7 separate regions of the Homo sapiens genome follow, and regions 1, 2, 3, 4, 6 and 7 are each linked to region 5. The links are chromatin loops, found by intact Hi-C in ENCODE. Cell type or tissue: PC-9. All regions are shown on one strand. Region 1 has its middle 13 kb from the start of KIAA1549L. Region 2 overlaps CCDC73 (coiled-coil domain containing 73). Region 3 overlaps ELF5 (E74 like ETS transcription factor 5). Region 4 has its middle 8.8 kb from the start of C11orf91. Region 5 has its middle 7.8 kb from the start of LINC02721. Region 6 overlaps CD59 (CD59 molecule (CD59 blood group)). Region 7 has its middle 120 kb from the start of WT1-AS.

What was found. Hi-C counts contacts between places; a loop is a spot of excess contacts. Peaks named below come from ENCODE experiments on the same cell type or tissue, not always from the same donor. Only the 100,000 strongest peaks of a DNase experiment are listed, where the experiment ranks them.
Region 1: it touches region 5 in a loop (12-fold over the local background); 60 of 110 quality-filtered maps call a loop at or near these places.
Region 2: it touches region 5 in a loop (20-fold over the local background); 2 of 110 quality-filtered maps call a loop at or near these places.
Region 3: it touches region 5 in a loop (5-fold over the local background); 4 of 110 quality-filtered maps call a loop at or near these places.
Region 4: a loop joins it to region 5, with 7 times the contacts of the local background. A loop is called at or near these places in 12 of 110 quality-filtered maps.
Region 6: a loop joins it to region 5, with 5 times the contacts of the local background. A loop is called at or near these places in 16 of 110 quality-filtered maps.
Region 7: it touches region 5 in a loop (17-fold over the local background); 2 of 110 quality-filtered maps call a loop at or near these places.

Annotation. Positions count from the first base shown.
Region 1 is chr11:33,360,717-33,364,716 of GRCh38, reverse strand. No RefSeq gene overlaps it. Among named protein-coding and RNA genes, the nearest start is that of KIAA1549L, 13 kb to the left of the region's middle. In PC-9, CTCF peaks have their summits at 1,976 and 2,179 (motif pointing left); a DNase peak (open chromatin) is centred at 2,176.
Region 2 is chr11:32,711,736-32,715,735 of GRCh38, reverse strand. All of the region lies in intron 3 of CCDC73 (coiled-coil domain containing 73), which reads left to right. Among named protein-coding and RNA genes, the nearest start is that of CCDC73, 81 kb to the left of the region's middle. In PC-9, CTCF peaks have their summits at 1,848 and 2,047 (motif pointing left); no DNase peak of the experiment used is centred here.
Region 3 is chr11:34,491,002-34,495,001 of GRCh38, reverse strand. It overlaps ELF5 (E74 like ETS transcription factor 5), which reads left to right. Exons shown (of 7, transcript NM_001422.4): 3 at 1,290-1,523. Among named protein-coding and RNA genes, the nearest start is that of ELF5, 21 kb to the left of the region's middle. In PC-9, CTCF peaks have their summits at 1,782 and 1,985 (motif pointing right); no DNase peak of the experiment used is centred here.
Region 4 is chr11:33,690,011-33,694,010 of GRCh38, reverse strand. No RefSeq gene overlaps it. Among named protein-coding and RNA genes, the nearest start is that of C11orf91, 8.8 kb to the left of the region's middle. RefSeq lists an enhancer at 2,685-3,884. In PC-9, a CTCF peak has its summit at 2,190; DNase peaks (open chromatin) are centred at 1,690, 2,740 and 3,440; H3K4me3 peaks cover 1,917 bases; H3K27ac peaks cover 4,000 bases.
Region 5 is chr11:33,828,130-33,832,129 of GRCh38, reverse strand. No RefSeq gene overlaps it. Among named protein-coding and RNA genes, the nearest start is that of LINC02721, 7.8 kb to the right of the region's middle. RefSeq lists a silencer at 2,344-2,433. In PC-9, a CTCF peak has its summit at 2,432; DNase peaks (open chromatin) are centred at 669 and 2,429; H3K4me3 peaks cover 748 bases; H3K27ac peaks cover 1,367 bases.
Region 6 is chr11:33,714,665-33,718,664 of GRCh38, reverse strand. CD59 (CD59 molecule (CD59 blood group)) reads left to right here. Exons shown (of 4, transcript NM_000611.6): 3 at 1,194-1,295. Among named protein-coding and RNA genes, the nearest start is that of C11orf91, 16 kb to the right of the region's middle. In PC-9, a CTCF peak has its summit at 2,246 (motif pointing left); a DNase peak (open chromatin) is centred at 2,214; H3K27ac peaks cover 796 bases.
Region 7 is chr11:32,310,488-32,314,487 of GRCh38, reverse strand. No RefSeq gene overlaps it. Among named protein-coding and RNA genes, the nearest start is that of WT1-AS, 120 kb to the left of the region's middle. In PC-9, CTCF peaks have their summits at 1,294 and 1,503; DNase peaks (open chromatin) are centred at 1,347 and 1,917; H3K4me3 peaks cover 948 bases; H3K27ac peaks cover 2,118 bases.

The sequences.
Region 1 (4,000 bases), 470 kb after region 5:
AACATACGTCTTTGTTGTTTCCTTTTGGTCTTAAATGTAAAAGAAAACAATAACAAACACTGACATCAAAAGTATACTTGTTGATCAATACCATGAGCAACTTCTTGGCTAAATCAGGTAGTAATCAAGCATTTATTCATAGCCTGATTTTGTCAAATCATGGTAGAATTATAACCTTAAGTTGGAAGAATTATAACCTTAGGCTGGCTGTAAGTATATAAATAGATATACTGTACTATACTATACTATACTATACTATACTATACTATACTATATGTCTATCTATATACTCTTAGTATGTCTACAGCCAACTTAAGGTTTTACTTAAGTCTATACTTATAAGTATACTTATATGTCTGGTAAAACTCAACAAAAGCATTCTATGAGAACCAGTTGGCCATATGGAATTTATAATAAAGACTGTTGTATACTTTATTATCATTTATAAATTATGTGCTACCATTCTTTATATTCATGTAATTTATAACAAATTTATATAAATACATATGAATACCCCCTTACCCACCCAGCTAGTTGGTGAACATTTGCCAGCACTGCATTTTAGAGAATGTAATTAGGTGGGACTTTCACAGCTGTAGAGTCAAACAGGGACTGGAATTTCACCATTGCTTCTTTCTGTGTTATCTTTGTTTTGTTTTGATTTGCTTTGTTTTGTTTTGTTTGGAGTCTCACTCTGTCGCTCAGGCTGGAGTGCAGTGGCACGATCTCGGCTTACTGCAACCTCCACCTCCCAGGTTCAAGTGATTCTCCTGCCTCAGCCTCCCAAGTAGCTGGGATTACAGGCACGTGCCACTATGCCCAGCTGATTTTTTGTGTTTTTTAGTAGGGACGAAGTTTCACCATGTTGGTCAAGCTGGTCTCGAACTCCTGACCTCAGGTGATCCACCTGCCTCGGCTTCCCAAATTGCAGTGCTAGGATTACAGGCATGAGACACATCGCCCGGCCTCTTTCTGTGTTATCTTAAGTAAACTACTGAGCTTCTCTAAGCCTTTTCTTTTTCTGCAAAATAAAAAAAATAAAGAAGGATTTGTCACAAGAAGGGGTTGTTGTGAGAATAAGCCACATAAAAGGCTCTGGTACAATGTAGGTGTTGAATGTCTGTTACTCTTTTCCTCTTATCTTTTCCTTCCACTTCCAGCTGCCAAATCCTCTAAGTTTTATTTCCTTTGCTGGAGATAAAATGATCTACACGTTTTCGTACTACATCGCAGGTCTACCTGACAGCAGAGAAACGAATGGATGAATGGATGTCTTCCTTTGATTCCTTGATAAACCAGTCAGTCTAAGTAGTAATTTAAGAATTCATGGACGGTTGAAATCCTTTCTCACTTTTTCAAAATATATAAAAATTAGAAACAGAGCCGGCCGGGCACTGTGGCTCACGCCTGTAATCCCAGCACTTTGGGAGGCTGAGACGGGCGGATCAAGAGGTCAGGAGATCGAGACCACCCTGGCTAACACGGTGAAACCCCGTCTCTACTAAAAATACAAAAAAATTAGCCGGGCGTGGTGGCGGGCGCCTGTAGTCCCAGCTACTCGGGAGGCTGAGGCAGGAGAATGGCATGAACCCAGGAGGCGGAGGTTGCAGTGAGCCGAGATCACACCACTGCACTCCAGCCTGGGCGACAGAGCGAGATTCCGTCTCAAAGAAAAAAGAAAAAAGAAAAAAAGGAAAGGAAGGAAGGAAGGAAGACGAAAGAAAGAAAGAAAGAAAGAAAGAAAGAAAGAAAGAAAGAAAGAAAGAAAGAAAAAGAAAGAAAGAAAGAAAGAAAGAAAGAAAGAAAGAAAGAAAGGAAGGAAGGAAAGAGAGAGAGAGAGAGAAAGAAAGAAAGAAAAAGAAAGAAAGAAAGAAAAAGAAAAACTGAGCCAAGTGTGGTGGCTTATGCCTGTAATCCCAGCAATTTGGGAGGCCGAAGTGGGAGGATCACTTGAGCCCATGAGTTTGAGGCTACAGTGAGCTATGATTATGCCACTGCCCTCCAACCTAAGTGACAGAGAGACAGAAACATCGTCTCTAACAATAAAAATTACAAAATTAGACACTCCGACATAGCCTACACTGCTCATATTTCTGCTTTGCTATTTTCTTTAAAGTTATTATGAGACCAAACTTAAAAAAAAATTTATTAGGAAACTTCCCCCCCTGCTGGCCATAATACAACATAGCAATACTATATTGAACGGCATTACTAAACGTCAAACTGAAAATAAACTCAAAATAACTAATCTTGCAAACTGCCTACCCACAGACCAGCTCTGGCCTGAAGACAACTTGTGTTTGGTATACACCATGTCTAAAATAATTTTTTTAAAAAACTTTTGAATTAGTTGCCAATATCTGACATGCATATTTCTGTGTTTTCTCCAAAAAGTAGACATTGGTGCACATTTGGTCTGCCATCCTACTTGTGTTTCCTGATTACTTTGGGTGGGGCTTTGACTCTCCACTCGGCCAGTCCCCACTCAGTCTGCTTCATCTACTTATGGCATCTGCCCAGCCCTTGCTGCTTTTAAGTTTGCAACCCCAGGCTCTCTCAATTTGCCAATGAGTACACTGAAGCCCAAACTTGCTCAAAATCATACTACCTATAGTAGCAGCAAAGCAGATAATGAAATATGGGCCTCCTAAATTGCATTCAACAGATGTTTATTGATTTCATTCATCTATTTAACAAATGTTTTAGTGCTGACTGTGGCCAGGTACATAGCAAATGTCAAAGAAACAGAGTCTGCAGGATTAAAATGGCCTTTGTCTTTAGAGCTTACAGTTAGTGCAAAGAGCAGGTGGGCAAGGCAAGAAATATAATGAAAGTGATGAAACAAGGGATAAGGGAACTGTGGCGATGCTGCAGCACAGTTCCTGCTCTCACCTCAGCACCTGGTTCAAGTTCATCATCATCATTGAGAATACAAATATTACCAAGATTTTCTAAATAATGTCCTCAAACCCTAGGGCCCACATTGATTCAACATTCACTGGGCACAAGTGCTAAATACTAGAGAAAGAGTAGTAAATGCTGCATTTACTACATTACTTCTCCCAAGCATGCCCTCTAAAATAGTCACTCATTCATCTCCCTGTTCATCCTGCCTTCGGAATTACCATCTGCAATCAGTGTGCTAGGCTAAGAGGGACTCAAGATCAGTAAGATCCATGGAGTGTGCAGTAGTTGCTGGGCAAGCCACATCTCTGCAAAAATAGGAATCAGACATACCCTTAAGTAATGGAGACATGGGATTAAAGCTAAACTAAGAGAAGAGCAAAAACGAATCATGACACCACGATTAAACACCCATGACATCCATGACTGGGAAGTAGTACAAGACAAAGGGATTAGTTTTGTGCCTGACCTGTAAAAATTACTCTGAGTTCTTTGAAACCTGGGCTTTTTGTTGAAATGGCTGATTTCAGATCTGAGGCAGAAAAGGTACAAGGTGAGCCCAAGACATTCTTTTGGGCCAGAAAGCAAGGGAACATTCAGACAAATGTGGTGATGTCAAAAAGATTCAGGGGTCTTGAAGATAATTGGTCACTTTAACCTACTGAATAAAGCAAAATCCATGAACCCATAGTGATGACAGAAAAACAGAGAGCGAGAGAGCTTGTGTACAGGGAGAAAGCCTGTTTTTACAGAAAGATGCCAGGTCATGAATGTATTTAAGAGAAGGAATCATAGAGTTGAAAATCACTATTTTTGCAATCCCCAGTGTAATAGATTCAGACAGCAATCATTAATGGATGCTAAAAACACCGAGTAAAATGTTATTGATACTTTCAAAGTATCACCCCACCAATGACAGTGGAGAGATTTGCCAGTCATCACTCTTTAACTGTCATCCCTGATAGTGAACAACCTGACGTGACACAATGACGCAACTCCTATAATTACCTTTGCACATGAACACCGAATTAAGGCATTAGAACCAGCCTCTACTTTACAGAAAATAGAGATGAGCCAATTAGGACAAATGAACAAT
Region 2 (4,000 bases), 1.1 Mb after region 5:
GAACAAAAAACTAAGTTGTGTTGACACAGGTATTCTCAGTTCTTACTCTGAATATCTCTGTTATATTGATGCAGGTGGTTTTAGTTCTCAGTCCCCTTTTGCTTCTTCAACCTGAGCTGGAAAATAAAATAAACTATTATTATTTAGGATGTGATCAATCAAGATTTATGCTGCTTGATGAAGAGTCATGATGGCATGTAGGTGGTTTCTGGTGGTGTGTGTGTGTGTGTGTGTGTGCGTGTGTATCAGTTTTTCCTTTTGTTGGATCATAATTTGTTGGATCACTTTATAGGACAGTGGCTATGCAACAGTACTTAAGATTCCAGAAGTTACACTTCTGAACACACCAACGTGGAAAAACACTAAAGAAAAGTTTGTTATCAGAACTTGTAGATCACTTTAAAGCCAGCAGCTAGGAATACCTATATTAAACCAAGAGAACAGAGGCCATCCCCAAATCAAAAATTTCCATTAGTAATTGGACTCACACCATAGAGTGGCCAAGAATGTAGGGAGCAATATTAAGGATAAGGACCTTTGAAACCATCATGGTTAATAAATAATATGTTTTTACTCACTTAAGGGGCTGGATTAAGAAAGGGGAAAGAAAGTACCTCAGAAAATAAAGAACAAAAGCCTGCAAATAAAAGCATTGCAATCTTTAGCTCTGATTATCTAGGTAGGGTGTTAGCAAGCTTTTTTTGTAAAGAGCCACGTAGTAAATATTTCAGACTTTGTGGACAGTATGGTCTCTGTCACAACCATTCAACTTTGTTATAGTGTAAAAGCAGCCATGGACAGTACTTACATGAATCAGTGTGTCTATGTTCCTATAAAATGTTATGGACACTAAGATTTATATTTTATACAATATTCAGGTGATTTGAAATGTTATTTTTTTATTTTTCTTTTTAACCCATTAAAAATATAAAAACCATTCCTGGCTCACAGGCCATATAAAAACAGACTCTGTAGGTCTTGGGTAGAGGCTGTCTTGATCCATACCTCTTGAATGGTAGCTGTTTCTTTCTGAATATGTCTGCTTCTGAAGCTTTCTCAAGACTCCTTAGATTTAAATTTCTTGATGGAATGGCATTCCATGTATTAGTGAAACCTAGTGTCTGTTCATCTGGGAGACATGAATTCAAGGATCTATTCCCCAGGGGTTAGCTACTGTGCTGGCAGTTCTTGGTAGGATTATTTCCAACATGGTTTCAGGATATTTGTTTTTTCTTTCTGAGGTCATTTCTAGAAGACATTACCTCTGAGCTTTTGGTCATATAGAAGAAAAGCAACTGTTATCTGTTTGTGATAAGACTCTGAAACAGATTACATTAGTCCCTTGGAGTGTTTTGCCACATTTGTCTGAAGTAAAGAAATGTCCAAAATCAGGGGAGAAGTAGCCAACTTCATAGGGCAAACTCTTAACAAGTTTATATGGTAAAAGCCAATGAATATAGGGGAGTATGGACTTCATGGTGTTATGAGTTAGAGGTAACCTTCTTGGTCATGGAAGTTTAAGAGTGTCAGATACAGTGTGCCATTAGTCCTCTCTACTTTTCTTCAAGTTTGAGGATGATGGGGGCAATGAATTTCTAAATAAATGACAAGGTTTTGCAAAGTTCTGTAATGACAGTCCCAGTAAAATGAGTAACCCTGTCCCTGGAGATAGATCCTCAGGTTGGAAACACAAAATCAAGTAATTTGTTTTTCTACTCACAGAACTGTAGCTCTCTGGCAAGAAGTTTTAGTTCATCCTGAAAAGATGGAAGCAATGATGAACATACTCAGAACCTGTTCTAGGGGTTAATTTTAGGAAATCCATTTGAAAGTGTTTATAGGGACCCTAAGGCTTGGATTTACAAGGATAACAGTTTTACCAAGACAGTGCTAATGACAGCTGTACACCAGAGACATCCTCAGCAATTTTAGTAAAATTTCACCACCAATGCTGATTGAATATAATGTTCAGTTTGTCCTTGCTCTGAGGGGTAATTTCCTATAAAATTTTTACAAAGTTCCATTGAGGTCCTCTGGTGCCACCAAGTGTCTGTCCTGAAAGTGTCCTGAAAGAGATTTTCTTTTTGTAATTTATTATCACATTTTTTCTTCAGACTCTGGAGCCAGTTGTAGGCATTCCAAAATAGGCTTTTTAAACTTCTTCAAAGATTTGGCTTTTTGGATATCATGGGGGCCGGGACTGTATGTCATAAAGATTAGCTAGGGTATTTCCTCTAGCCTTAACGTTATCCCTTTCAGTGTGGCTTTATGATAACCATCCCCTAAGGAAGCATTAGAACACTTAAAATGGTTGACTACTTGAAATTGGGATTCCTACTGAGATCGGAAACCATAATTATTTTTACAGTATTCCAAAATCATGGACAACACCAAAGGCATAGCTGCTATTAATGTTAACTCTCTAATGTCTTGGCAACTGGCAAGCTTTGCTGAATAGAATAAGTTCTGTCATCTGGGCTGGTTTAACCTCTGGTAAGGAGTCATGATTTAGGGGTCAGTTGAGACTGTTGCAATATATCCTGCCTGATATTTTTTCCATTTCACTTTCAAAAAATGACCTATCAACAAACAAGATTACATGTAAATTTAATCCGGGGGGAGTTTCTAATAAATCTGTCTGAAGCACAGTTATTGCTTAGACAGAGACTGAGTCGTCATGGATTTTCCTTTCTTTGGGTAATGGAAAAACAATACCAGGCTTTTTGTTAAACTTGTCTATGAGTAACACTTATTAGAAATAGAGATCAAAGAGATATACTTTATATAGGAAGTTATTGATTATCAAAATATTTCTTGAAAGAAAGTTTGGTAGGTGCTCTGTTCAATCCCCATCTCTTTACTACATTAGTATATTTTTTCATTAAGATATAAAAGCATTTTAACCTGTTTCTATTCAAGCATTTATATATGCTATATATAAAATGAAGTGTATATATACATATTTATAATGAATAACATAAAAAGTAAATTAGTATATACATGTACATATATGTAAGCTTAGGTAAGATTATATGACAGACTTATTGGCAATTTTAGGGGGCAATTGTCAAATAGTATTATTGTATAGTTTGTGCAAATTAAAAATTAAAGAGAAATAAGCAATGAGTTTTTCTTTTTCAGTTTTCATGCCTCTTATTTTTTATTTAGATCTTTATTTTAATTGAAAAATAAATATTGTATATATGGGCTACAATGTGATGTTTTGATACACCTGTGTATGTATATGTTGTGGAATGGTTATATCAAACTAATTAACATATCCATCACTTCAATGCTTATTTTTTTATAGTGAGAATATTTAAAATCTACTTTTACCAATTTTGAAATATACATTATTATTAACTATGCTTACTACATGCTGTGCAGTAGATCTCAAACTTATTCTTTCCATCTAACTGGAACTTTGTACCCTTGATCAACATCTCCCTTCCCTCCACCCCAGGCCTCCACCTCCCTAGCTTCTTGTAACCACTATTCTACTCTCAACTTGTATAAGTTTGACTTTTTTAGGTCCCATATATAAGTGAGATCATGTGGTATTTGTCTTCCTGTTAGTAGACTTTCAGGTATTATAGCACTGGGTGGAAATGTGTGGGGGAGAAAGTAATAAAAGTTCATAGGAGGTGAACCTGCTTGCTGAGAAATGTGTTTTTAGTAAATAACAAGGATTGCGCAGCATGAGGTATCATGAAGTCTAAATAAATCCTTAAACCACATTAGTAGAAGCCTCTACTAGTTTGACAGCTGCTAATACTGCCCTTGATAAGGAGCTGGCTTTTGCCACTAGGTCTAAGGGAAGACTGTAATAAACAATTAGACCCTGATGACTCCCATGGTGTTCTGTTAGAGCATTAAGGGCTTGTCTACACTGCTGAGGTACAAATAGGTAGAAAGCTTTATGACAATCGGAAGACCCAGAAAGGGGCGCTGTTAAAGTTTTTGTTTTTGTTTTTTTCAATAGGTTTTTAGGGAGCAGGTA
Region 3 (4,000 bases), 660 kb before region 5:
AACCTGTCCACCATGAATCCTTAACATACAACGTGTGGCTGCACACATAGTAGATATTCAATAATAATGTTTGTAATAGCATTTAAATCCTCCAGGCTCTGTTCCAGGTACTTTTATGTATATTAAGTCATTTAATCTGCAGAACAGCACTATGATACAGGTGCTGTAATTATTCCAATTTTACCAGTAAGGAAACTAAAGCTTTTATTTATTGAATGAAATGAATAAATGAATGAATGTTTTCCATGGCAGATACAATAATTGTTTATGTCAAAGAGCCTGACCAAGTACCTAATACAGCACCTCTTCCATACCTTATGTCCACCCCACTTTCCATTTCTCCTAAGAACAGAAGGACAGAACTGTTGAACACCAAATCTCTACCCCTGGGCCAGGCAAAGCCACATGCCAGCCTCCCAGACAGATGGCACTCACAACTGTCTAGGCATGTACACGACTCCTCTAAAGGAGTGGGGGCTCTGATCTCAGGATAGAAATTACTCTGAACACCACCAAAAACACAAGAACAACAATACAACCAACTCTCCCATGACCACCTTCCTCTGGAGGTGCCTACTATGGTGACGCAAGGACTGTCAGACTCTGGGCAATGTCTAATAACCCAAGGTTCTTGGCACAAGATTGCCAGTAACTGTGCAGAAACAAATAGCCAGCATTGGGCAGCTGCCCTTTAAAGCATAGGGAATCAAAACCAGCTTCAAATGGTTTCTGACACACGGTAGGCATTTAGTAACTATTGAATTGGTTGGTAAGTTTCTGTGTGCCATTCTACATACATTAACCCCAAACTCCATAATAGTCCTGGGCATTGAGCATATTATCCCCATTTTACAGATGAGGAAACTGAGACTTCAATGTCCACAGACCTTGCCAAGCGGAAAGTGGTAGAATCAGAATTTCAACCCAGCTTGTCAAACAGCTGAGTTTGTGCTTTTGATATCATGTTATCTGGAATCAAATAACTGAAGGGCTGTTTTCTTTCTTTCTCCACTAAATGCCTTTTTTTTTGAGCATCAGCACCAAGACTGGTTCTTTCTTGCCCCTGTCATTCCCTCTATGATGCCAAAGTTCATCTGTAGGATCCAGTCCCTCTGGTTTTCTCTGCAGAATAGAAGGTGACCTGGGCTCTGCAGAACACCCAGGGCTGGAGGCCCTTTCAACTTATTGGCTGAGGAATGAGGATGTTACTTAACTGATGCATCCTTCAGGGGCCCTCTCGAAGGCTGTCTTGGGACTGTTGTCCCTCACTTCTTTCTCCTTTGGTGCAGCCTGTGACTCATACTGGACATCAGTCCACCCTGAATACTGGACTAAGCGCCATGTGTGGGAGTGGCTCCAGTTCTGCTGCGACCAGTACAAGTTGGACACCAATTGCATCTCCTTCTGCAACTTCAACATCAGTGGCCTGCAGCTGTGCAGCATGACACAGGAGGAGTTCGTCGAGGCAGCTGGCCTCTGCGGCGAGTACCTGTACTTCATCCTCCAGAACATCCGCACACAAGGTCAGTGTTCAGAGGGCCAGACCTCCAGGGGAGGGACCAGGATTAGGACCAAACAACTTTGAGAAGTCCTTTCCCATCGTGTGAATTGCACAGCAAAATTTTACTAACTGGAGTTCTCGTTAATCCAAACCTTCAATAACTGGAAGCTAGTATGCCAGAATTGGGGATTTTAGGGAAAAGGGAGCGAGTTACAAAAATGCAAATTGAGTGCATTTAAAAAAAGAGAAAGAAAAACGGACACCACGTTCAGGGACTGCCCAGGCACCAGGCTGATAATAATACAGTATATTCATAATGATTTGAAACCACACAGGATGGACAAAAAAGAGGTTTGTGCTTCATCTCTCATTAAGCAGAAGAGGAATAAAATTAAATAGACTACCTTCCCTTTTCTACAGGAGTCCAACTAATTATCATTTCATCACATTCCTAATGGTCAAGGATCAAGTGGCCAGAAGGTGGCGCCAATAGCATTATTTAACTCTTCAACAGGCCTTTTGCATGCAGAATGTCGATGAACATTTTTTCAATCCAGAAAGGTTCTTTGAGAACATCGAGCTCTAATGTCTCAAAGTCACACATAGATAAAGGAACTGATATCCTGAGACATTAAGTGACTTCCTCAAGGTCACACAGCAAACAGGGCTGATTCACAGAAAGTCAGTACAAAGCAAGGGCTTGGAGATCCGAAAGACCTGTGTTCCAACCCTGGCTCCAATACTCCGAGCTACGGAACCTCTGGCGAGTGGCTTAAGCTGTCTGAATCCCCACTGCCTCATCTGTCCAATGGGATAATGACACCTCCATGGGCTTTTTGAGAGGATTCAGGGAAATATTACCTAGAACAGCATATGAAGATGGAAATGCAGTAAATGGCAGCTGTTTTTCCATCATCATTAATATAATCAAGAGGCATATTATAGGATGTTAAAGGAAGCCTATCTCAGCTCAGTTTTAAGAAGGATCTTTTTAAAGGTTAGTACCTTCTTTTGAAAAGGTAATTCAGAAGATACAGGAGATAGGACGATCCCCACCACTGGAGATAATCAAGTAGTCTAATAGCCCCCTGCTTGAAGAGGAGGATATGACAGCGCCTCTTGTTTGCACAGAAAAACCACAGAGGACCCTCCTGCTCTGTGATTCTTTGGCCTCCTCTTGATCCTCATCCATCATGAGCGCTTGAAGGCAGAAAAGCTAAGAATGGTGGCCCTTGGGCACTACATGGCTGGGGCCCTGGGAGCCAAAACTCCAGTGACAATGACCTGCCAAGAGCTGGGATCTGTGTCCTGTGCTCAGAGTGGGCACTCCCTGAAAGAGGACAAGTTTGACCAAGTCACAACGGCTCCAGAAGAAGGAGCTTGGGACTCCATTTAGGATCCTCCCAAGGGAACAGGCTCGCACAAAAATCCTAGGGCCACAGAGAGGGGTGTATTTTATTCTGGAAAAAGATGCAGTTTGGCAATGCCAGCTTGGCCAAATGTCAAGTCAACCTCATTTGTCTCCATGCTCTTGTGCAGCCCCTGTGCTGGCATCTCCCACCACAAGCACCTCTCTTCCCTGGCAATGGTTGCATCAAAAAACAAACAAACAAAAAAAACCTGTTGGCCAGGCACAGTTGCTCAGGCCTGTAATCCCAATACTTTGGGAGGCTGAGGCAGGCAGATCATCTAAGGTCAGGAATTCGAGACAAGCCTGGCCAACATGGTGAAACCCCGTCTCTACTAAAAATACAAAATTAGACAGGCATGGTGGTGCGTGCCTATAATCCCAGTTACTCAGGAGGCTGAGGCATGAGAATCACTTGAACCCAGGAGGTGGAGGTTGCAAGTGAGCCGAGATTGCACCATTGCACTCCAGCCTGGGCAAAAAGAGCAAAATCCTGAAAAAAAAAAAAAAAACAAACCTGTCCCTGGTTTTATTACCCCAGGGCCCTGTGCAAAACTAATAGGCTAAACCTAAAAAAGCCAACTGCTTTTTAATAGGTCATACATTACCTCTTCTTATTGTAAGGAATTCCTGCAATCACAATGCCACCTTTAATGGTGGGATTTCAAGCACTCTCTAGGCCAGGAGTGTTCCATATTGAGCAGTAAAACTATCTACTCCACCAATCTACTCCATTCTGAAATTCCTCTTTTAATGTTTCTCAATCAGATATGTGGATTGTAGATTGTGGAGATATATATATTGTGATCAAAGTTCACACTGTCTCCCATTTGCCCAGGAGACATCGTTTCTGCCTGTGATCCTAGAGTAATTATTATTACCATAGCACTACCTTTCATCCTCAAAAGTGTCTCCATTTAGATCATAAATTCTACAGTTGACTGGGGGTTATTACCTCATGTATGCCTTATACTACCCCATAGGTTTTGACTCTGGCAGAACAGGACACAGAATAAGGCAGTTTTATGGAGGAGAGGAGCTGGAAGGGGGTTGTAAGGCCTCAGCACCATCCAGCTCGGTAGGTATTGCAG
Region 4 (4,000 bases), 140 kb after region 5:
TTTAAAAAGCAATGTAATAAAAGTCATCAACACTTACTGGCAGTTTGTAGGTATCACATATTATATTAGGTTTTTTACATGGACCATCTCACTCCATCCTTATAATGACCTTTCGAGGTGGGGACTGCTGTCCTCATTTTACAGGTGACTAACATGGAGGCACAAAGAGGTAAAGTAATGTGAGTCTGGTATTGCAGCTAGTAAATAGGAGAGGTAGAATTCAAACTCAGGGCTGACTCCAGAGCTTGTGTTCTGGTCCGCTGGGCCCACAAAGCCTCCTGTGAGCATAATGAACAGAGCAGTGTGGGGAGTACAGAGGGAGGTCCACCAGGTTCCTGCAGGAAATGCGTGGAACACCCAAATTGGCTAATTTGAAGAGCGTTTAATAAAGGGATTATGCTATAAACTGAATGTTTGTGTCCTTCCAAAATTCATATGTTGAAACCTAATCCCCTGTGCAATAGTATTAGGAGGTGGGATGTTTGAGAGGTGATTAGGTTATGAGGGTGGAGGGTGGAATGAGATTAGTGCCTTTATAAAAGAGGCCCAGCAAGCTTATTCACCACTCCTACCTTCTATGAACTAGGAAGCTGGCTCTTACCAGCCACCGAATCTGCTGGCATATTGATCTCGGACTTCCCAGCATCCAGAACTATGAGAAATTTCTATTGTTTAGACACCACCCCGTCTATGGTATTTTGTTATATCAGTCTGAATGGACTAAGACAGAGTGTTTACAAAGGTGCAGGCAGGGAATGCGGATTATCACCCACCGAGCTGTTGCTAACCCTAGGCGGGTAGGTGTGAGAGGAGGGAGTGGTTGCCAGAACCTGAGAACAGACAGGGCTGTGTGGAAAGGGTCCTTCATAAGTGTGACCCTTGTCTAGGGCCACAGGTAGCCCACAGTGACCCTGCTGAGGGGGAGCCCCTGCAGGGAGGGAGCCCCTGCAAGAGACAGATGGGGAGCACAGTGAGGTCAGGTCTTCCAATACATGTAAATACTGGTAGGGGGTGGTTTTGGTGTTGGCTAGGTTGCTTCCCACAACTTGGCAAGAGAGAATGGGGTTGATAGTTTGGTAGTATTACAGCCAAGGTCCCAGAAATGCCCACACTCAGGCCTGCCACCTCCCCAGTCACCCCATGGCTTGGACTAACTTTGGGCACAGGTCCTGTTACCGTCGGTTGGTGGGATGTAATTGTCATGTAATTGACAGCCCCTCAGAACAAAATGAAACAAAAGAGGCTGTTCCTCAAAGAAAAGGGCGCTTGGCAGAGGAAAGCAATAGAGAGCTTGATTGAGAGAACACCACATGCAAGGAATAATAGATAAATGCAGTGGTGTGCCGGAGCCAGTTTCTATGGGCTCACGAGAACTAATTGCCAAATTTTCAGGAATGTTATGAGCTGGTTATTAAATACAACCATTATTAAAAATTTAACCATATCAACTTTTAATTAAATCATATTTAAGACGAAGGTAACAAATATTCACAATTCATCACTTCCTAATTATTTTGCTACAGTTCTCTATCATCTGTACTCCTGAGCTCATTTATGCCTGTTGTGTCTGTGTGGTCGAAATACTACATAATGGTGTGCTAATGTGCATATCTTCTGAATGATGTCATGTGGGGTTTTTTTAAACTGGCCACGGGGAGTGTATTTACAACAAGGAAATTGGCAAATGTACAAATCAGGGTTGGCTCCCTCGGACCTCCACTGAGAAGAGCTGGTTGAAAAGAGTTTACCAGCACGCCACCAGCGACATGAAAAACAAAAGCCCCGCTTTATTTGTGGCTGAGCTAGAAGGAAAGCTGTTTTGGAGCATTCAAAGCTGGGATGATGGTATAAATGAAGCTCGCTGCTTCCTCTGGCTTGATTTGCCCACTCAGTGCCAGACAGGAAAGAGGCAGACAAGAGCCTGATTCACCCGTCCGTGGAGGCAGGCTTGTCCTGGGTCTGACTATTGCATGAACTCAGGGAAGAAGGAAAGCCCAACGTGCTGACTTTATTTTTTCTTTTTAATGCTTTTTAGAGACAGAGTCTTGTTCTGTCGCCCAGGCTGGAGTGCAGTGGTGTGATCTTAGCTCATTGCAGTCTCGAACTCCTGGGCTCAAGTGATCTTCCCACCTCAGCCTCCCAAGTCTTTGGCTAATTTTTAAATTCTTTTGTAGAGGTGGGGGTCTCACTTTGTCTCACCACCAGGCTGGTTTTGTACTTCTGGGCTCAAGCAATCCTCCTGCCTTGACGTCCCAAAGCACTAGGATTACAGGTGTGAGCCACTGCACCTGGCCCCCATGTCCTGACCTTTAAGATGTAGTAAACCTATCCACTGGGAAAGTGGGGTCAAAGGAATTGTCCTGGACTCTGGCCAGTCAGATCAATTAGCGATCTTTACTTTCAAGAAACTAGGGTAGAGGGAAAGCTGAGGTAGAGGCCTGTAGATGGAGGCTGAAGGCCTTCTGCAGTGCTGACTGTTTGGGCAAGATGAAGCATGAAACCTGATAGAACAGATAACCAGCTCTTTATATCATGATCCTTTCATCATAAGCTTATTACTCCTGAGAGAAATATAGACTTCAAGTGTGATGGGAAGACCTCCTGCTACCTTATCCAAGTCACCTGTGCCCACCCTCTGTGCCAAAGCGGTCAGGCAGGGTTCAGTGGAAGTCAGCTGGGAACAGAAGGAAGAGACATTTAATTACTGCTTTACGGCTTTTGTTCTCACTGGAGGTAAATACCTTGTTGGTGCCTCAGGGAATATTGGCCTTTTCCTTTGAACTCTGTCCTGATTCTGACATTAACCAGATCTGCGACCTTGGGAAAGTTACCCAGCCTCTCACAGCCTCTTTCCACATCAGGCAAATGGAGACGCTGCTTTCACAGGATGGGGGCTGGGAGTGGGGACAACAACAAAAAATGACAGATGTGAAACTGCCCCAAACTGGGAATCATTTTAATATTATTTTCCTGTTTGTGTAGTACACAGCCCTCATTGTTGAGTCACTGGTGCTGGAAGTGGTGGTGGCCACGAGATGTGAGCTGGAGGGAGGCCCAGTCCACAGGGAGGGAGAAGCATTCAATGCGCAGGCCCTGGAGCTCAGCCCCATAAGCAGCGACAAAGGGGGTGAATATGGCTGGGAAGCAGTTTGGGGAAGAGGGGTTTGTTTTCTAGAGGGAGCCAACCACATTCCTCCCAGGCAGTATCACATGGCCCACACCCAACAGACAAGGCCAAGGGCATGGCCTCTCTGTAGGCAGTCCCCAAAAGGAAGGGTGGATGGTCACCACCCAATCCTGTCATTCTGTCCACACCAGCGCATGAGCATATCCGAGAACATATCTGTGCCGAGCTGCCATGAAAGTGACTAAATAGTAATAACTTGCATTTGTCAGACTTCCCACCTAGCAGAAGTTTTGTGATTCATGAGGACATCCTGTTTCTGAGTAAGGAATCTTATCGTGATTTCCTTAAACTGTTGACATAGTGGTTAATGCATGCCTGACATGGAAAAGGATGCTGATTTGCTTCTGAATCATGAAGTTTTGCTGATTTGTTTCTGAATCATGAAACTTTGCTGTCTTGCCCGTAGACATTTTAGCCTGTAGGTTGTCATCTGTAGCCAGTGACTAATCTCTCTATTATACCTTCCAATAACAAAAAGACAACTCTTTGTATGAAGAGTCCTCCTCCCCTCTTCTAAACCTTCCCATAAAAGCTTTCTAACTTGTAACAGACTCTAGGACACTCCCAGCTTTGTTGGTGTGTCTTCCTGGGTCGATCCTCACATTTGGCTTCCAATAAACATTTATCAAGTTATTTCTGGTGAAACAGCTGTAATTTCAATCGACAATAGGAATCCAGAAAATCTATGATGCAAAGCTGAAGTATCACCTATTCCAGGTGCTCTTTGGTTTTGGGGGGAAACAGGCCACTCAAACTGACTTACTTGAGTAAAGAGAGTGACTGGCAATGGGCTTCTTGGATCACAAGCAATAG
Region 5 (4,000 bases):
TATATAATTTGATTTTTTTTTTTTTGAGACAGAGTCTTGCCCTGTCACCCAGGCGGGAGTGCAGTGGTGCGATCTCTGCTCACTGCACCCTCTGCCTCCCAAGTTCAAGAGATTCTCCTGTCTCAGCCTCCTGAGTAGTTGGGATTACAGGTATGCACCACTATGCCTGGCTAATTTTTGTATTTTTAGTAAAGATGGGGTTTTTCCACGTTCGCCAGGCTGGTTTCAAACTCCTGACCTCAGGTGATCCACCTGCCTCGGCCTCCCAAAGGGCTGGGATTATAGGCGTGAGCCACAGCACCCAGCCTAATTTGATTTTTTAAAAACCCAAATATAAGCTTCATATTTATTTCTGCAAAATTCCGTCTACTGGATTACACAGTGTCAATTACAGCCTAACTTTCAGTTGAAAAGCTAGAATCTTCAGAGATTCCCCCAGGGGCCATGGAGGATGGGCTGTTGAGGGTCCCTGATTTCCTCTGCTCTTCCAGAGAAGAGCCACCTGCTAGTCTTCTCCCTCTGAGAGAGAGATTAGGCTTCCATGGCAGTGGAGAAGGTAGAGGGGGCACGAGAGATAACTTCCTGAACACCTCTGCCTCTAACTTCCTACATTGTCCTCTCTGATCCTCATACAGCCAGGAGTGGTGAGTCAAGCAGGTGCTATTGTGCCTGATTCACAAGTGAAGTTACTGAGTTATAACGAGGTGAAGGGTCAAGTTCTAGGCACTTCTCCAACTGTAATGTACATGAGGATCACCTGGGGATCTTGTTAAAATGCACATTCTGATTCAGTGGGTTGGGTGTGGGGCCTAAGATTCTGTATTACTAAGAAGCTCTTGGGTGATGCTGGAGACCACGAGCCTCTCGGTGAAACAGCAGGTGAGATGCTTTAGGGCCAGTTCTCTGGATAGAGGTGGGAGTCGCAATCACATTGCCCCTAGCTCCTCCTGCCACTAAATTTGGCCACTTCTATTTGGAAGTTGGGAGAGGATTATCCTATTGCAGTACTGTGTCTAGAGGGGAAGGTGACTCATGTCCCCTGCTCCTTCCCCAGGCAGAACTCAGAGTTCTTTGTGTCTTGTCTGCTCCTTGCCTGAGCTTTTTGGCTATTTCTTTTTCTAAACTTGAATAAAATACAACAGCAAGAAAATAGCAATGACTCCTGTTGGAGTCCAGTATAGCTGAGATCACCTGATTTTAAGTCGGGCTCAGGTGAGGCAACTTGTTATAATGGAAAGCTTTTAGCTTCCAGAGTTAGACACCTGGGTCCAAATCCTGGTTCTGCCCCTTACAAAATATAAATAGAAGGAAAATGTACTTAAATTTCTTGGCTGGGTGCGGTGGCTCATGCCTGTAAGCCCAGCACATTGGGAGGCTGAGGCTGGTGGATCATTTGAGGCCAGGAGTTCATGACCAGCCTGTCCAACATGGCAAAACACTGTCTCTACTAAAAATACAAAAATTAGCCAGGCGTGGTGGTGCATGCCTGTAGTCCCAGCCACTCGGGAGACTGAGGTATGAGAACACTTGAGCCTGGTGGGTGGAAGTTGCAGTGACCTGAGATCGCACCACTGCACTCCAGCCTGGGTGACAGAGCGAGAATTTGTCTCTAAATAAATAAATAAATGAATAATAAATTGGCCTCAGCTAAAGTGGCAGACTTCCATCCTGACCCTTACTCTGCCCAATAACCCCACTGGAGGGCAGCCCATTTCAGGTTACCCTGCAACATCACCAGAATTCTCAGAATGCTCAGTCTGCAATTCCAAGTTATTCCAAAGCTAAGTCAGTCTGATGTTCTGGGAAGAGAAGCTGAAAGCCCAGCACTTAGGGGAAGTTTGGCCTCCAGGGCATCCCTACAGGTTGTACTCACTGATGGGTGGCATGGTGTGGGGGATGATGGGAACTCAGTTGGGTCTGAGGACAGAACCTCCCTATCCCTTGATGTTAAGTTAGCCAGAGCACACCACCACCAGCCCACATATGATGCTAAACCTCCTTTCCCAGGCAGCCCACACCAACTTCTTCCAGGAGTCGATGTTTCCTATGGAAAATGGATTAAATAAGAATCTCCTTGAATTCATCAGACAGCCCTGAACTCTGATGTCCTGTTGGTCCTGATCTTGACTCCACCTCTCTCCTTGAGGGAACTGGTGTTCTATGGCTAGGACAGACTCGAATCTGAGACTGGGCACATCTGGGGCTCCAATCCACATGAAGTGAGAGAATAACCGGATAAAAAGTGAGTATAAATTGCCATGTCCAAAACAAAATCAAAGCCAGGCTTTCTGGAGTGGAAAGTGCAGAAGAAACTTGTAAAGGGGAGGCCAAACCTAGAGCTGACCCTCATATTCGTGGATTTGCCTTTGTGTTTTCTCATTGGTTTTCCTGCCACCACCATTTTGGCCACACAGGGGCACTGCTTACCCTTGCTATTCTCTTAACTCCTTCTAAGGAGTCTGCCTCAAGACTGAAAAGTTCGAATAGGACCTTAGCAAATGCCAAGATGACATGTAAACTCAAAGCAACATGGGTTATAAGCATGGCCATGAAGATGCCGAGATCATAGGGTCCAGAGCTCCCCAGTTAACCCAGTTGCGCCGCTGAAAGGGGCAGAACTCAATTCCTCTTGGTGGAACTCGGGAACAAGAAGGGAAATGAATGCGGAGAAAACCAGGATCCAGGTAATCTGATTTCCAAAGGGCCGTTCTATCGCTGCGGCTTGGGGTTCCGCCCAGGTGTCCGCGGGTCCAGGTGTGGGGGCCGCCCCCTCCCCCCGCCTTGGGAGGCGCTGGGACCTGGCTCCGGGACCGCCTGCCGCGCTGACAGGGACGGGCAGCTTTCGAAGCCTGGCTCTTTGGAGGCTCGGTGTGGGGAGTCCCTGGCTGCGGCCCTGGGCTGCAGGGTCACCGCGAGCCGAGCTGGGGCGCCGAGGGGGAGGCACCGACGCCCCGCTTTCGGGACATCGCCGGCCACTTCGTCCCGCGCGAAGGCGAGGAAAGGAGGAGGGACAGGAGGGCGCAGTGGAGGCAGTGACGAGGGGCCTGGCTTGATGCCTTTGTGGGGACCCGGGGAGAGGGGTGGTGATATTAGGTGATGCCCGGGGTACGGGGACCCAAGCCCGGGCCCAAAATTCTCCTCCGCCCCGCTGCGGGGCTCCAGGCTGGCTTTTGAGGCGCCTCCCGGGGACCTCGCGGGATCCCAGGGCCGGGTTTCGTCCAGCGGCTGCTCAGGAATGGGGTCCTCCAACTCGGAGAGGAGAACAAGATCCAGCCAGCCCCGCAGAACAGCAAGGGAGGCCCCTTCCCAAATGCAACGCAGAGAGGGCTTGTTCTCTGCACGGAGACTGATCATGGATTTGACGCTATCTTAAAATGAACATATTACCTACACTAATCAGAAGACCATGTTTTACTTGGCTACATTTACCCAGTAAGAGCCGTACAGTTTAGTTGAAAGATAGTAGCATATGTAGCTAATAGTCCAGGATTCGGGTTTTAGCACCTTTTCTTATAACATATGTGCAGTTTAAGTCTGCGAGCCTTGTTTTGACAATGATGATGAGGAGGATTAATAATAGTTATTAATAATAGTATATAGCAGCTCCTTTTATTGAGCACTTTCTGTGGACCAAGCTCTGTGTTAAGCATTTTACAAACACTAATTTTTTCACTGAACTCTTAAAATTTCCCTGTAAGATTTATTCAGGGACTTTTAGCTTTAAAAAAAAAAAAAGTCATCTTTTCATCATGCAATATATATCATACACCATTATATATGCATATATACATATATTTGGTTGGTATTTCATGATGATTGTGGAAACCCCACAACTTAGAGCTCAGCTTCCCATTGTCTCACTTGGGGAGGCAGCAAGTTGCAACAGAAAGAACTTTAGAGTCAGACAGACCCAGTCAGTCAGCCCCTCTGAGATTGTTTCAACACCTATAAAGCATGTTGAATGTGGCTCCAATGTGAATTGGGGAACTTTCAAAAAATT
Region 6 (4,000 bases), 110 kb after region 5:
CTGGTACCCAGCTGTCCTATGCCCATGGGTTTAAAGTGCACAGCTGTTGTCTTGTCTTTGACAGTGTGTACTCCTGGCATTCGGTCAGTCCCTTAGAAGGGGGTAGTTCAGTAATGATACCCTGTCCCAGAGGTTACCAAACTTTTTCTGTACAGGACCAGATAGCAATTTTTTTTTTTTTTTAAACAGAGTTTTGCTCTGTCACCCAAGCTGGAGTGCAGTGGTGCAATTGTGGCTCACTGCAACCTCTGCCTCCTGGGTTCAAGCGATTCTCCTGCCTCAGCCTCCCAAGTAGCTGGGATTATAGGTGTGCACCACCATGCCTGGCTAATTTTTTTATTTTTAGTAGAGATGGGGTTTCGCTATGTTGGCCAGGCTGGTGTCAAACTCCTGACCTCAGGTGATCCACCCTCCTCGGCTTCCCTAAGTGCTGGGATTACAGGCGTGAGCCACTGCGCCTGGCCCAGATAGTAAATATTTTAAGCTTTGCAGACCAAGAGGCAAAATCAAGGGTATTATGAGACTTACCTCAATAATAAGAAACAAAATTTTCACAGATTTTTTTATTGACAAAATTCATAACATAATTATTGAGTCCAGCATAATAATACACATCTACTAATGAGGGGAATAGAATTCTTTTTAGGGGGATAACCATTTGCTTAATTGGGGTTCAAAATTAGTGTTCCCTCGCATCAAATCAATTGCAGATGTTCATCTATTAATACTAATCTGTGATGACATTTTACATATTTCATTTTGAAAATGTATTTTCACGCAGATAGGTATTGCCAGACATTGATCATCAACCCACGAGGATGTGATTTAATTGGGCATATTCATTGCTTGGAAGACACTTATAGAATTCTGTTTGTTTCTCGGTAATTTCTTCTTAACACATCATTACATTGCAGACTAATCTCCTTCCAGTTGCAGGTTAGGAGGAAGCTTCTCAATTGCACAGTTAGATGGATATTCAAATGTGGATATTTCCTTTGTGCTTGCATCAGGGTCCAAAAAATGTTGCTGGAACTGTAGTTTGAATTTGGAAAGATATAACTGCTATACATTTGTGCGGGAGTGGAAGTATACCACAAGTTGCTGACTTTGGGCCCATATTAATGGAGATGGTGGGCTGCCAGGGGACAAGTCAGTGCTGCTTTAAGAGATCCTGACTTTCTTCCTGATTCTAGGTCATAGCCTGCAGTGCTACAACTGTCCTAACCCAACTGCTGACTGCAAAACAGCCGTCAATTGTTCATCTGATTTTGATGCGTGTCTCATTACCAAAGCTGGTAAGAGCCTCCCCTGTCTGTCTCCTAAATGTAATGGGGTAATAAGTGCCTGGGAAAAAAATTGTGCCACTGTAATCCTCATTAGGCTTGCATCAAGTAATAGCTACCATTTATTAGCGTCAGGTGTGTATTGGGCTAAGCACTTTCTTCATACATTTTAAATTTAATGTTTTGCACTTCTAAGGGTGATCTTTTATTTCCATTTGATAAATGTGGAAATGGAGGTTCAGATTAAGCAAGAAATTATGGTTAAGTAACCGACTCAGGAATTGAACATGGAAGTCCATCTGATTCCAAAGCTTGTGCTCTTTTACAGCAGCCCTGTGCTGCCTCCCAGACCTTGGAGAACCTACTGTGTGCCCAGCAGAGGGTTAGGAGCTAGGGATGCAAAGATAAAGAAAGGACACATACAATTAAAATTATGACAAAGGCCTGTTTGGCTGTCCTAAATGTCATTATATATGCCTCTGTCTCATTCCATGGGGTATCTGGTATATTCAGAGTCCTGAGGAGACTCAAGCTGAGCTCAAAGGACACGTAGGAGGTAAGAGGGCTAAGAAGGGAAGGGTGTGCCTGGGAGGGGCAACAGCAGGTGCCAGGGCTCGGTAGCCTCAGAGCAAGGTGCTCATGAATTTGGGGATGGGCAATGCTAACATGCACAAGTCCTGTCCAGTCTGCATTTTCCAAATTTGTTAGACTACAGAATATTCACCTCCATCACCCTGTTAAAATAGAGTTTAGGAAGTGGTAGACAGAGGAAAGAAACCAGCAAAGACATGCCCTCTGTTCTTGCTGGGGTGTGGTTCTGGATAGAATCGATGTGTGCAAATGATGCCAGCGAGGAATGGCAGTTTCAGAATGTTCTTAGTGTCCAAGGTAAAACCCTCAGGCTTAGATTTCTAAGAGATTAATAATAAAAACACTCCACAAGGTTATTTGTACTCTTAGACCTTCTACACCAGCTCCCCCCAGTGTCAACATCAAGAAATGGTGAACATGTCAGGTAAACTCAGAAAAGCCTTGGGACACCCACATGTTCAGAAAAACCTGAGATAAAGATGATTAACTTCCCCAGAAAGGAGAAATCCCTCAATAACTAAAGACAAATTATAGTTACCCTGTCTAAAAAAACAGGGGCATCTGATAATTTTGATATATTTAGCTGGATTTGATAAATTTGATATAGTTTAGCTGGATTGCAGCTAAAACTCCAAACCTTCCATTCAGAGCTCTTGATTCTGTAGGGCACCAGTCCCTCTGCCCCCACTGGAAGACCATATTCATTCACTGTTAATGTAGGAAGCGTAGTAAGGCCCCTAGCGAGAACATGGTCATTATGTACGAGCACAGAAGACTTGGCTCTTTAGCTTGATCAACTGTGTCTCTTGGACTCCTCACTACTAAGTATAATTAAACTAAGTATAGTTTCCAAATGAGACGATAAGGGCAATTACTATGTGTTGAATGAATATTACAGCAGCAATTAGAGCTCTGACTTCTGTCCTGCCACCAGCTAGCTCTCTCCACCTCTGTTTTTCATTTATGAAATGTATGTGTTGGACAGCAGAGGTAGGGAGGAGAGGAAAGGAGGTCAAAGCCAAGATCTTTTTCCAGCTCTTAAATCCCAAAATTTCTTATAAATGGTTAATGTAAACAAAAATGAGACACACCTATTAAAATGGCCAAACTCCAAAACTCTGACAACTCCAGATGCTGGTGAGGATGTGGAACAATGGGAACTTTGTTTTTCTGGTTTTTTTTTTCTTTTTTGAGACAAGGTCTTGCTCTGTCACCTAGGCTAGAGGGCAGTGGTGCAATCTTGGCTCACTGCAACCTCTGCCTCCAGGGTTCAAGTGATTCTCATGCCTCAGCCTCCTGAGTAATTGGGATTACAGGCATAAGCCACCATGCCCAGCTAATTTTTGTATTTTTAGTAGAGACGGGGTTTCACTATTTTGCCCAGGCTCATCTCAAACTCCTGGCCTCAAGTGATCTGCCTGCCTCGGCCTCCCAAAGTGCTGGGATTACAGGCGTGAGCTACCACGCCCAGCAGCAGTGGGAACTTTGATTCATTCCTAGTGGGAATGCAAACCAGTATAGCTACTGTGGATGACAGTTTGGTAGTTTATTACAAAACTAAAATATAACACAATATATAATACTTGATATTTTGATAATTATATACAGTATATAATATTTTATAATAAATGTGTTACTGGTTTGTGTATTTACTATATTTTTTATCATGTTAGCATGTAGTCCTTCTACTTACTAAAAAAATTAACTATAAAACAGCCTCTCGGGAGGCTGAGGCAGAAGAATTGCTTGAACCCAGGAGGCAGAGGTTGCAGTGAGCCAAGGTCGTGCCATTGTACTCTAGCCTGGGTGACAGAACAAGACTCTGTCTCTACAAAAGAAAAAAAAAAAAAAAAACAGCCTCAGCAGGCAGGTCCTTCAGGAGGTATTCCAGAAGAAGGCATTGCTCTCCTAGGACAGGACAGCCCCATGAGTATTCTTACCCCTAAGACCTTCCAGTGGGACAAGATGAAGAGGTGGAAAACAGTGATACTGATGATCCAGACCCTATGTAGGACTAGGCTAATGTGTGTGCTTGTGTCTTCATTTTTAACAAAAACAAGAAAAGTTTTTAAAAATTTTTTTAAATAAAAAAGCTTATAAAATAAGAATAGAAAGAAAATATTTTT
Region 7 (4,000 bases), 1.5 Mb after region 5:
GCAGACTGAAAAGTAACCGGCACTCAGGGCTTTACAAAGACTACCTCATTATCTCAGTCCAGCCTCTTAGTGATTCATCAGAGACTTAATCCTACTCTCTCCTTTTAACAGGTTAGGAAACAGGCTTAGAGCAGTTCATCAGAGGCTGCCTGGATGAACTTTTTTTTTTTGAGACGGAGTCTCGCTCTGTCGCCCAGGCTGGAGTGCAGTGGCGCCATCTTGGCTCATTGCAACCTCCACCTCCCAGATTCAAGCGATTCTCCTGCCTCAGCCTCCCAAGTAGCTGGGACTACAGGTGCCTGCCACCATGCCCGGCTAATTTTTGTATTTTTAGTAGAGACGGGGTTTCACCATATTGGTCAGGCTGGTCTTGAACTCCTGATCTCATTATCTGCCTGCCTTGGCCTCCCAAAGTGCTAGGATTACAGGCGTGAGCCACTGTGTCTGGCCTCGATGAACATTTTAATCATAGGTGGCCTAAAACTCTAACTCCAAGTTTAAAAGAAAGGAGAAAATTCCCATTGCCCCTTCCCACACCCTTAGCTGAGATCAGATTTCTCTCTGCTAGACACGCTGGGAGGACTTGGGTTAATGAGGACCCTTACTGCAGGGATGGGTGATGGTTGGTAATTAGCAATGGCCCTGGAGGTCAAGGTCCCCAGGCAGGGCCAGGGACAGTGAAAGGACTCAGGGCCCCAGGAACACACTCCCTAATTTTCCAGCATGAGAATGCTCTTAGAGGCCAGAGGGATTAGGTTTTGTGGGAGCCAAAGGAGGCAGCCCAGGACTGATGCCGAGGGGCCCACTCAGATTTCTCCCAGCCACATTTTCTCTGCACCACTGCAGCCGCCAGGATGCTGCCTGCAACCGTGACTCTGGCGGCTGCAGGCCAACAGCCCTACAGATGACAGAGGACACTGGGAGTTCTAAATGCGGGCCACACAGGAGGGATGCTTTTGCCACGGAGTTGATGGTCCTGATTTCCTGTCCTTTCTCACCCAACATTTTTATATGCAGATGAACCACAGTAAAAGGAACATCAGGGGTGTGGAGAAGGTGGGAAAGATTGCAGGAGAAGCAGCCTCAGGTATGTGAAGGGAGTGAGCCCTGTCTACCTAGGGGAAGCCCCTCCCCAGGGGCGGGTGCTGGGGCTGATTCCATGTCTCATAGCCTCTGCTTCTCTTGATCCCTTTCTGCATGGAGGACCCCACTCTGGGCTGCCCTTTGTCAGGCAGTGATTGTGCCCCTGGCTGCCATAGCCTTGGTTTCCTTCGCCTAAGAGGATGACAGAGTTCTTGGCTGTTGCGCTTTATGTGGACGTTGGCCTAGGGGATACAGTCACCGTCTTTCTTGTGATGACTCCTGGTGGTGGCTGCGATGACTCCTGGGCTGGTTGAGCAATTTTTAATTTCAAAACATCACAAAGCTCTGCCCTCTAGTGGTTCTTTGGGAAACATTCATATTCCCTGTGCGGGGTGCGGGTAGGAAGAGAACTTTTAATGCAAACTGGGTTGAAACAGAACAGCCAGAGAGCAGGATGACTTAGAGAGAGCTGAATCCTGTGTTCGTGAATCCGTGAATTCACAGCCGAACATCCCTTTCTGTCTCAATCGCCTCTTCCTGGCCATTGATAAGCTTGAGAACTGTCCGGTCCAATTTAGACTATTTTAATTAAAAAAATGAAACAACACATCCCTAAAAACAAAATTCAGTTTGGATTCCTTGCTTTTGCTCAGTGCAGTGCCTCTAAAGCCCTTTAACTTGTAACTGTTGTTTGTTCACATTACTGATAACACAGTTGATTCATGGATTGCATCAACCTGCCTCTTTATTTTCCTTATGAAACATCCCTTCGGCATTCCTCATCCCTTATAAAAGTATTCCTACTTTCTCGCTTGTTGATAAGAAAACGCCTTTAGTAACATACCCACCTCAATATTTGACTTTTTCCATTTCTTCAAAGTGAAGACAGATCTTAATTTAATATGGCAAGATGAACTGTGTGCTCCCTTCCTCAAGTTTTTAACTTTACCCTTAAGTTGACTCTTGCCTACTCAGTGACCTCGCACCCTAATTTTTCCGTTTACTTCCTGTACTGCATTTGAAGTGCCTATAAATCACATCTTAGGTCAACCCTTTCCTTAACATGAATAATATTTGTATTCTCGCTGTGCAATACAATTTTACAACAATGCCAATTAATTTTTTTGGCAGCCCAGACTTTCATTCTTTTTTTTCCTCTTCTTTTTCTTTTTCAAAGCCCTATTACATTGCAAGCCTGTCTTTTAGTGTTTGCAGTGATGGCTGCTTTGAAGCACAAACTTTGCATTTTTCGAGGCATATCTGGAAAATGTCACATGTGATGTTCTAGGTGGGCTGACCCAGTTTGCTGTGGGTTCACCCAGTTTGCTGTGGGTTCAGAGCAGAACTGGGCCCAGTCAGGGGCCGGGATGTGGCAGCAGAACCAGAAGGAGGGATTGGTGAGACAGAGACCATGCTAACTAGATTCTCAGCTGCTACTTGGGTTGGCCACTAACAGACTTACTGCCCCCTCGCCCCACCCCACCACATAGGACCCTCCTTTAATTAAAATAACACACTTTGATGATCTTGTATTCATTGGTTTGTTTCCAGAAGCTATCAAGTTGCATGTTGAAAAGCCAGTGAGGCAGAAAGAAGATCCACTGACTTCATCTCCCAAGCCAGGAGGGAGGGGAAATTCAGCATTTGGCATCGACAGGGTAAAAACAGATAGATTTTTTATTTCAATCATATCCTCTGAGAGTTTAGCTTCTTATGATAAGCTCTGGCCAGTTCCGATCATACCATTCTTTCCCCTTGTGAAAAATCATTCAACTGTAGTTTGTATGCATCATTTGCTGGTGTCCTTGTGAGCTCTGTGTGTGTTGAATGTTCTCAGTTGGAGGCCTTGGAATTCCACTTATTTGTGTCCTTACATGTCACAAAATTCATCCAGCACTTGCCTGGGCAGTCAGCATTATTCACAAGTTTATGGGAGCTCATAACTTCAAAGCATCGTACCACTCATGAAATGGTGAGGGTGTGGCCCAATTTGCTTTTTGGGTAGGTGTAGGAGAATGACTGAAGGAAGTCCCTGCAGTCAGATGGCTTCCCGGTGTGGCCATGGGCACGTTACATATCCTTTCTAAGCCTTGTTTTTTGTTTTTGTTTTTTTTTTACATCTGCAAAATGGGAATAAGAACAACATAGGGTGAGGATTAAATGAGGTGAGGTAATCCTAGCACTTTGGGAGGCTGAAGTGGGCAGATCACGAGGTCAGGAGTTCAAGACCAGCCCGGCCAATATGGTGAAACCCTGTCTCTATTAAAAATACAAAAATTAGTTGGACGTGGTGGTGGGTGCCTGTAATCCCAGCTACTTGGGAAGCTGAGGCAGGAGAATCACTTGAACCTGGGAGGCAGAGGTTGCAGTGCGCTGAGATTGCACCATCGCACTCCAAACTGGCGACAGAGCAAGACTCCGTCTAAAAATAGAAAAAAAATAAATAGAAATGGATACTAAGCTTGGACCCCTAATTCATATGTATTAGTTCGGTGACTCTGGAAACTCCATATAACCACCTGTGCTCCCCCTTGGGGTTATTGTAAGGCTTATAGAAGATATAGGATGTGCCATGCTTGGCACATAGAACTCTTTAACCAATGTTGGCTGATTCCAGGTCTCCAGCCTTCCCAAGATGACCTACTGGGTATTGGCTCCAGTAGGCATTTCAGCTGTAGTTTACTTGATGTGACTCAGACGTAAAGAAAAGGAGATCCCTTAGATCAACAGCCTCCAAGTTAAAAACAACAATTTAACGCTTCCTTTCAGACACTTCAAAAAGCCAGGCACCTTTGGCTCCATTATTTAAAATATTAAGTTAACTGAAACAAAAATTGCTGTTCTGTTAAAATTAAATGAATGCACATATTGTTATGAAACAATGAATTAAAGTTTCTCCTAATCATTCCCTTGTAGA